Linked DNA regions of Homo sapiens: region 1 is linked to region 2. The links are chromatin contacts, found by Hi-C or POLR2A ChIA-PET in ENCODE. All regions are on one chromosome and are shown on one strand. Each heading gives the region's core, a stretch centred on a gene start or an enhancer-like site at or near the end of the contact. The rest is flanking DNA. Distances are from core to core; before and after follow the strand shown. Region 1 overlaps DESI2 (desumoylating isopeptidase 2). Region 2 overlaps CATSPERE (catsper channel auxiliary subunit epsilon).

Region 1 (5,084 bases), core at 2,392-4,891, 73 kb before region 2:
TATAAAATATATATAATATATATTTTATACAATATATAAAATATACATTGTATATATTTTTAAAATCTATTCAATAAACTAGGAATAGATGGAAATTTCCCTAAGCTGATAAAGAACATCTATGAAAAACCTCACAGCTAATATCATACTTAACGGTGAAAGACTGAATGCTTTCCCTTTAAAATAAAAAATAAGATAAGAGTGTCTGCTCTTGCCACTTCTGTTAAACACTGTGCTGGAGATTCCAGCCAGGGCAATTACTGAAGAAGGAAAAATTAAAGGCATTCAAACTGGAAAAAAAGAAGTAAAATTATCTCATTTTGCAGATGATATGATATTATATACAGGAAAATCATAAGGAATCCACTAAAAAATTACTAAAACTAATAGATAAGTTAAAAACATTGCAGGGTACAAGATCAATATATAAAAATCGATTGTAGGCCAGGCGCGGTGGCTCACACCTGTAATCCCAGCACTTTGGGAGGCTGAGGCGGGCGGATCACGGAGGTCAGGAGATTGAGACCACCCTGGCTAGCACGGTGAAACCCTGTCTCTACTGAAAATACAAAAAATGAGCCGGGTGTGGTGGCAGGCACCTGTAGTTTCAGCTGCTCGGGAGGCTGAGGCAGGAGAATGGCCTGAACCAGGGAGGTGGAGCTTGCAGTGAGCTGAGATCGCGCCACTGCACTCCAGCCTGGGAGACAGAGCAAGACTCTGTCTCAAAAAAAAAATTGATTGTATTTCTATACACTAGCAATAAGCACTCAAAAAATGAAATTAAGAAAATTCCATTTACAGTTACATAAAAAATAAACTTATGGATACATTTAAGAAGTTCATAAACTGTATCTGAAAACTACAAAACATTGTTGAAAAAAATTAAAGAAGACCTAAATAAATGGAAAGACATTCCACGCTTGTGAACTGGAAGATTTAATACTGTTAGGATGGTAATACTCTCCCAAGTTGACCTGAAGATTCACTGCCATTCTTGTCAAAATCTCAGCTGCCATTTTTTGCAGAAATTGACAAATTTAAAAATTCATATGGAAATTCAAGAGACCTAGAATAGCTAAAACAATCTTGAAAAAGTTATAGGACTCAGACTTCCTGATTTCAACATTTAGCACAGAGCTACAGTAATCAAGACAGTGTATTACTGGCATAAAGATAGACATACAGATCAATGAAACAGAATTCAGAGTTCAGAAATAAGCCCCTATAATGATGGCCAACTGATCTTTAACAAAGGTGCCAAGACAATTCAGTGGGAAAAGAAGAGTCTTTTCAACAAATAGAACTGAGACAACTGGAAATCCACATGCAAATGAATGAAGCTGGTCTTCTACCTCATGCCATATATAAAAATTAATTTAATGGATCAAAGACCTAAATGCAAGAGCTTAAATTATAAACTCTTGGAAGAGAAGCATATCTTCATGATCTTGGATTACGCAATGGCTTCATAGATATGACACCAAAAGCAAAAGCAACAAAAGAAAAAAATTGATGAAAGCAGAATTTAAAACTTTAGTGCTTTGAAGAACACTATCAAGAAAGTGAAAAGGGAAACCACAGCCTGGGAGAAAATTTTGGCAAGTCATATACCGACAAGGGACTTATATGTAGAATACATATAAGAACTCTTAGAACTCAACGAGACACATAACCCTACTAAAAAATGGGCAAAGGATCTAAAAAAAAGTATTTCTTCTAAGAAGATACGCAAATTAAAACCACCATTATCTATCATGTCACACCTACTCAGATGACTATAATCAAAAAGACAGATAATAACAAGTGTTAGGATGTGGAGAAATTAGAACTCGAATACATTACTGGTGGGAATGTATCATGTTACAGCTGCCTTGGAAAACAGTTTGGCAGTTCCTCCAAAAGTTAAACCTAAAGTTACCATATGACCTAGCAATTTTATTTCTAGGCATATGCCCAAGAGAAATGAAAATATATAGCCACATAAAAACTTGTAATTAATGTTCACGGCAGCATTACTTGTAATAGCCAAAAAGTAGAAACAACTACATGTTTATCAACTGATTACTGGATAAATAAAATGTGGTATTATCCATGAAACGCAATATGATTTCTCAGTAAAAAGGAATGAGGTATTTGATGCATGCTACCACAGGAATGAACCTTGAAAACATTATGCCAGGTGAAAGAAGCCAATCACAAAAGACCACATATTACATGATTCCATTTATATGAAATGCCCAGAATAGGCTACACAGACGGAAAGTAGATTCGTGGTTCTATGACTGGAAGTTTGGGAAGATATGGGAAGTGATTGCTAATGGGTATGGGCTTCTCTCTAGGGTGATGAAAATATCCTAAAATTGACTGTGGTAATGATGGCTTCACAACTGTGAATATACTAAAATTCACTGAATTGTACATTTTAAATGGGTGTACATTTTATATAGTTCATCTAGTATATGAACAGTATCTCAAAAAGGCTGTTAAAAAAAAAAAAGACCGTTATGAATAGAAGTAAAGTAAATCGGCCGGGTGCAGTAGCTCACGCCTGTAGCCACTTTGGGAGCAGAGGCGGGTGGATCACCTGAGGTGAGGAGTTCGAGACCAGCCTGACCAATATGGTGAAACCCCGTTTCTACAAAAATTACAAAACAAAATTAGCTGGGCGTGGTGGCGGACGCCTGTAGTTCCAGCTACTTGGGAGGCTGAGGCAGGAGAATTACTTGAACCTGGGAGGCGGAGGTTGTAATGAGCCGAGATCGCACCACTGTACTCCAGCCTGGGCAACAGAGCAAGACTCCGTCTCAAAAAAAAAAAAAAAAAAAAAAAGAGACAGAAGTAAAGTAAATCTATTAACTTGTCCCAAATGACAGAAGAGTATACCATGTTTTAGTTGGCAAACCTAAACAAAAACTCTTCTGTACATGCCTTGAGCCCCCGAGGATAAACATTCCTTTAGATACAGAACATACTTTGCTCCTTAAAGAATAATTCGGCATTATAACAAAGTTTTTCCTCTGTTAGCAAAATGTGAACCAAGAAATTCACAAAAAGTTTCCATTTCCCTGTTTTTATTATTAGACATGGTCCAATAAAGTTTACTATCAGTGAAATATATAAGTTATGGGAATGGAACTCTCAATGGAAAAAAAGTGAAAAAAAATACTAGCTACCATAAAACATTTTCTAGTAACACAAGACAGTCCAATTAGTTTCTTGAACTCTCTATACCCAATCAAAAACCTTTAAATAGGTTACTTCTTAAATTACAGGCTGCATTCCTAATTCTAGCCAGCTGCCTTCTAAAAACATCTGCTTTTAGTCACAAGGAAAACAGGATATAAAAAAGGAATATATCAAGAGCAGAAGAAAACAATTCTAAATATGTATTTTGGTCAGCCACTTCACATATGAACAGTAGCACATTTCTGAATAAATGTTTAGAATATACATTATGAAGCGAATAAATTAGATGTTTTTCTTTGGTGTGACGTTTTTTCTTAATAGATTCAGAGGAAAAGAGGGTAAGCCCTTCCAGGGAGAGTTGGTTAGAGAAAGAGATGCCCTCCAAATGCTTCTGCTCCTGTTAGGGCTTCCTAGATCTATTATTAGAGAACACGCCTGGAAGGCTCAATCTTTACAACTGGGCAGGCTGCCTGTGGAAGATGCAAATTTAATTCAAGGTCAGTATGCCTTATCAAGTCCTTCTGCCTCAAAGTCCTGCCAAAGCTATGCAGACAATATGGATGATGTCTATTTTAAGTGAATATTTAGTGAGATAACTGTAAAAAAAACCAAACCAAAACAAAAAAGCATATGAGAACTGAGCCTTTTACGGAATGATTTCAGTTGTGAAACTATCCTACTCCCCTACAATAATGATTTACTGCTGGCAGTTATTCATGCTGAAATAACTGCTATTATTATTATTATTATTATTATTACAGACAGAGTCTCGCTGTCACCCAGGCTGGAGTGCAATGGGGCGATCTTGGCTCACTGCAACCTCTACTTCCCGAGTTCAAGCGATTCTCCTGTCTCAGCCTCCAGAGTAGCTGGGATTACAGGCATATGCCACCATGCCTGGCTAATTTTTGTATTTTCAGTAGAGATGGGGTTTCACCATGTTGTCCAGGCTGGTCTCGGACTCCTGACCTCGTGATCCGCCCGCCTTGGCCTCCCAAAGTGCTAGGGTTACAGGCATGAGCCACCACGCGTGGCCAACTGCTATTAATTTTTGAAATCAATAGTAGTGTTTCTCAACGCTTCTCTAACCTGGTGTGTTAGTCCGTTTTTGTGTTGCTATAAAGTAATACCTGAGACTGGGTAATTTATAAAGGAGGTTTAATTTGCTCACAGTTCTGCAGGCTGTACAAGCATGGCTCCAGCATCTGTTTTTGGCGAGGGTCTCAGGAAGCTTCCAATCATGGTGGAAAACAAAAGGAGAGCAGGCACGTCACATGGCGAGAGCAGCAGCAAGAGAGATGGAGAAATGGGGAGGTCCCGGCTCTTTTAAACAACCAGATCTCCCATGAACTGAGTGAGAACTCACTCATCAGCAAAGGGATGGCCCTAAGTCATTCATGAGCGATCTGCCCCCATGATTCCAAGACCTCCCACTAGGATCCACCTCCAACATTTCTTTTTTTAAGAGATGGAGTCTTGCTATGTTGCCCAGGCTGATCTCAAACTCCTGGCCTCAAGAGATCCTCCTACCTCAGACTCCCAAAGTGTTGGGTATTACAGGCATGAGCCACTGCACCTGGCCTGGAGGTCACATTTCAATATGAGATTTGGAGGGGACAAACATCCAAATCATGTAACTTGGTTTTATCTTTTGTCATTACATTTAAAAATTATTTTACTACTGTCAAAACTTATGTCACATAGCATCTCTTCAGTAAAAATCTCCCTACACAGGTCAAGAGAATTTCTCAAAATTGCTATGAGGAAATTCATGCTTTTGTAGGATACCATAAAATATTGATATGTTTAACCTCATTTTACAAACTAGAAGCTATTTTTCTAACAGAAAATATTATAAACATGCAAAACAAAATCATAGCCAATAACATGTATCCATA
Region 2 (4,883 bases), core at 995-3,494:
CCTGGTTTTCAACTATGTATACTATAATTCAGTGGAACTGGACAATGGACCTTACCCATTTGTCCCTCTGTCGTTGACCTCTAGTATTCAGTTCATTATCTTAGGATAATTGGAAGTAAAAGGTTTTATCAAGTGATTCCTAGTAGCAGACAAATAAGTTATTTCTAGAAACAAGTGCTGCCACAAAAATCCCAAATAGTGCTGTTCCAGTAGACTACTCTCCCACCTCACCCTCTCCCATCCCCCACTTGTCCTCTCATCTGCCCCTTGACCTCATAGAGATTTCCAGTTCCCCAATTCCTCCTTCCTTCCCCTTCCCCTTCTTCTCCTTCCCTTTCTCCCCTTCTCCTCCTTCTCTCTCCTTCCTTCCTTCCGTTTCGCTCTGTTGCCCAGGCTAGAGTGCAGTGGTGCGATCTTGGCACACTGCAACCTCTGCCTCTTGGGTTCAAGCGATTCTCCTGCTTCAGGCTCCCAAGTAGCTGGGATTACAGGCGCCCACCACCCACGCCCGGCTAATTTCTATGTTTTTAGTAGAGACGGGGTTTCACCATGTTGGCCAGGCTGGTTTCGAACTCCTGACCTCAAGTGATCCGCCCACCTTGGCCTCCCGAAGTGCTGGGATTACAGGTGGAGCCACCGCGCCCGGCCCTCCCTGCTTTCTCACACAGCATTTCTCTCTTGCCTTCTCTTCGTTCCCTACTCAGCCCAGTCTCATGGCTAATCATCTGACCCCCAGTTATATTTATCCTATTTTTGCTGGTGAGAAATCTGTCAGTCTAGGTGACATTCCATTGTAGGTAATCTGTCTTATTTATATGACAGCGTATGTGATTTTCCCTTTTTCTTTACTGTTTTATGGCTTCATTCTGAGGTATCTGAGACTTCATGCCAATCCTCAACCTTCTGACTTGGGCCTTAAATTCTGAAAAGTTTTCATATTTTATTTCTTTTCATTGAATGTTGCCTCTCTTTTCAACGCATTTTCTGTAATTTCCCCTTCTGGAAAAAATTATTAAGCACATGTTGAAATTTGTCCTTCTGCTGAAATTGTTTCTTACCCTCTTTCTTATTTCTTTATCTGTTTACCTATTTGTATTGCATCCTGGTTAATTTCCACATCCCTCTTTTTTCAGTAATTCTCTCTCCACCTATATCTAATCTGGTTTGTAATTATGTCTAAAATTTTGAATTTAATGACTACATTTTCATGTCTAGAATTTCAAAATTTTTAAAATATGCCTACTTTCTTTTCATAGTCGTATTATTTCCTTATGATTTCTATTTTATTTTTCCTCTTTATTCATTTTTGAACACATTTTCTATATTATTCAGATTGTTCTGTTATTTTTAAGCATTTGCTTTGTGTGCTCATTTTTCAACTTATTTTATCTGCTGACTCGCCCTCATGGGGGTCCGTTTCCTTAAATGTTTGTAAATTTAGATGATCGATTCTTTGATGGTGGTGACTTTTCCAGTGAGGATCCTATATCTCTGGATTTGATGATCGATTCTTTGATGGTGGTGACTTTTCCAGTGAGGATCCTATATCTCTGGATTTGATGATCGATTCTTTGATGGTGGTGACTTTTCCAGTGAGGATCCTATATCTCTGGATTTGATCGATTCTTTGATGGTGGTGACTTTTCCAGTGAGGATCCTGTATCTCTGGATTTGCTTCTCCAGTTACCTTTGTTTCAAGGGGTTTGCTTAGGGGTTTCAAGGCTAGTTGATAGTTTTTAGCTTCATTTTTCATATGGCACTTTCTGTGACTAAACTCTATTCCTATTAGGTATAAGTTCAGATCCATAGGAGGCCTGAGGTGAACATTTTGGTGGACATCTCCCATTCTTATAGGAGGTATGTTTTTGCCTACAAATTCATGTAGGTTACAACCTTCCTTGTGACTGACCTGGGCATTAGCAGAGTTTTCTAGTCTCTCTCTCTCTCTTTTTTTTTTTTTTTGGACTAGGTAGCTCTTAATATATCCTGAATTTGTGAAAGAGCCTCTTGGCCTCACAGGGGCTTGAAAACCCAGCTTCCAATTTCTAGCTCCATTATCCTGGGCCAGTAGCCCTGGATCGCATAGGTAGGCTGAAAAGCATTGCTCTAACTTTCAGTTCTCTCTTCGCTTCTGAGAGTCCGCCTTCTTTCTTTCAAGCTTAGTTATGTACAAAGTATTTTTGTTATGTTTTATGCAGGATGACGTGTCTATCACGGGAGGGAGTCCCGTCACGTCCTAAGTTGAGGGAGTGACTCAACTTAGCTCAGTCTGCTATATTACTATAATCAGAATGACTCATTTCTAACCTTCCTTTCTTTATCCTCAAACTGTAAACATACTCATCTATCTTCCTCTTTAAAAAAATCCAGGTCATATTTTGTGTTTTTCTCTATAGGTAAATTCCTGTCTCTTTCTTCTATTTTCCAGCCCAAAGCTGAAAAACTGTAGACTATATTTTGCCTCTACTTGTAAACTTCTCATTGATTTTGCAAACCCCCTGCAGTCTGGCTTCTCTTCTCACCATTGTGTAGAAACTACTCTTACTTGAGGAACGGTAAGGAAGCCACTCGCTGCATCTGAGTGAGTGCAGTGAAGTTTAATGGGAGAAAGGTAACAGAGGCAGAAAATCAAATAGAACCTTGAAAGTCATTGTAAGGTCTTGGCTTTTACTCCATGATAAGGATTTCGAGCTTTGGAGCAATGTGCTTTGACTTTGTTTTCAAGGTTTTACCCTTGCTGCTATATGGAGGCAAGAGTGGAAGCAGAGAGAGCAACAAAAAGCCTGTTGTAATAATCCGGGTCAGTGGTGATGACTTGGGTCTGTAATAGCAGGCATTGACAAATAGATAGACCCAATAGGCTTTGTTAATGGATTTGATGTAGGGTGTATGAGAGAGAGAGGAGTCAGGGAGATTCCAAAGTTTTGGCCAGATGAGCAAGGATGGAGTTGCTACCACTTAAAATGGGGAAGGCTACTGGTGGAGCAGGTTTTGAGGGGAAGATCAGGAGTTCAGTTTTGGACAGGTTACGTTTGATATATCTATTGACATCTAAGTGCAAAAGTGATATATGTATTTAGCATCTCAGTGGAGGTGTCAGTCTGGGGTTCAGGAACTGTATCTGATTACATTTTATACACCACCTTGCAGTTAGATTTGAGCCATGGCAATAGGTTCTGGATAATGGGATGTGGGTCGAAACCACCTCTAGTTCTAAGCCTTTAAAACATCCCATACAATCCTCCAGTCTTTTTCCCAGACACGGCGGCAAACCAGGAGAGACCATGTCCGGACGATGTAGTTCTATATATCAGACTATGACATGGAGAGTTAGGCACTGGGATTTTAGGGTTTATTTATTACTGCAGCATAGCCTAAGCATACTTGACAGATACAAGGGGAGACGGTCAGGCTGTAGATGCAGTGTTGGGATATATCAATATATTGAGACATCCTGGCCCATGTGACTGGATGATGACATTCAAAGAGAAAGTTGAGATGGGGAAAAGAAAAGAAATCCCTGGGCCTCCGGGCATTCCAACACTAAGAGGTCAGGGAGATCTCAGAGAGCCAGATGTCAAGCTTCTGAGCGGGAACCTTTGTAGTGCGAGCAACAAAAGAGAGAATTAAATATGGGTGATGTTGAAAAAAGCAAAAGTGTTTTTGTTTAGAAGTGTGTCCAGTGCCACACCGTGGAAAAGGGAGGCAAGCATAAGACTGGGCCCAATCTCCATGGTCTCTGTGGGTGCAAGACAGGTGAGGTGGCTGGATTCTTGTACACAGACACCAAGAAGAACAAATGCATCATCTACGGAAGGAGCAATTGGAGAATCCCAAGTAGTACATCCCTGGAACAAAAATGATCTCCACTGGTGTTAAAAGGAAGGCAGAAAGAATTGGTCACTGCCTTATTTACTTAGAAACCAGAATTGTCTCATGATTTTACGTGTATTGTAGTGTCATTGATCTAATATACCAGGGTTCAGGTCATGTATGACTGGCAGAATATTTTTGTTGGGCAGCCCTGATAAGTAAGACTGGCTTCTGGTTAAATGAATATGATCAGTTTTTTTGAATTTTGACAGCAATTCGGACTCAGTAAATGCTATCCCTGTTTCCCCTTCTACAGATATGATTGAGCTTGATGAGAAACGTCCAACTTTTCACAAAGACGAGAATGCCATCCCCAAACCTACTGGAGACTGGTTTTTAATTTAGATGTGTGTAACTAGTTATATGAATATATTTTAATACTGGAAAAATTCTTGCACTGTCTCAGAACCAAGCAAGACTCACATGTTCTTTAAATTTGTGTTCATTTGCCTGTGAAAGGTAAGGGCTGAAGGTAAGAACGCAATGTTTATGTTTTTGGTCTTAACTCTGCCCAGCTAATTAGAATTCCCTGTATCTAAAATGCTGCCTTTTACTTATTGAAGGGCATTTTAATGGTTTATGTGTCGTATCAAATGAAAACACTTCTCACACTTATAGATGACACTTGTCACCTTTTAAAATCAGTGTGACAAGAAATAGTAGCAAGTTAAACTTTACTTTCAGACTCTTGACTAAGTTGGACTAAGTATTAACTTACGATTGTCATTAAACCGCTATTCAAAAACACAGAACTGTAGAATTACTGTGTGTGTGTGATTGGCAATGGTGCTTTGCCAACTTGTTAAAAGGATTAAAGTAGAGGAGCTATATACGAAATTATAAATTATAGGTGATCGTAAGACTTAAGAAAATTAAAAACAAAATCCCAGATCATGAAAAAAAAAAAAAAAAGAAATCAGGGAGGAACTAAGTAATTAAGGGGGTGCTACCAGCAAGGAAACAGAAAGAATAGGAGAATGAGCTATTCTGGAAGCCAGATGAAGAAAATA

Evidence for each region. A loop is a pair of places that touch in the nucleus more often than their neighbours do. ChIA-PET counts read pairs that join two places held with the same protein, here RNA polymerase II (POLR2A).
Region 1: a map of ascending aorta shows a loop between it and region 2 (2.5-fold over the local background). The contact joins two enhancer-like sites. A Hi-C loop is called at or near these places in 1 of 168 maps with a recorded cell type or tissue (ascending aorta). POLR2A ChIA-PET finds 5 or more read pairs at or near these places in 1 of 52 experiments (T-cell).

What each region holds. Positions count from the first base shown.
Region 1 is chr1:244,671,735-244,676,818 of GRCh38, reverse strand. All of the region lies in intron 1 of DESI2 (desumoylating isopeptidase 2), which reads right to left. Among named protein-coding and RNA genes, the nearest start is that of DESI2, 21 kb to the right of the region's middle. Within about 2 kb of position 3,641, at least 5 of the 41 ENCODE cell types and tissues checked have a DNase peak (open chromatin) inside an H3K27ac peak, as active enhancers do.
Region 2 is chr1:244,597,437-244,602,319 of GRCh38, reverse strand. The region is part of intron 17 of CATSPERE (catsper channel auxiliary subunit epsilon); the gene reads right to left. It also overlaps the pseudogene CYCSP5. Among named protein-coding and RNA genes, the nearest start is that of DESI2, 53 kb to the left of the region's middle. RefSeq lists an enhancer at 2,083-2,292. Within about 2 kb of position 2,244, at least 5 of the 41 ENCODE cell types and tissues checked have a DNase peak (open chromatin) inside an H3K27ac peak, as active enhancers do.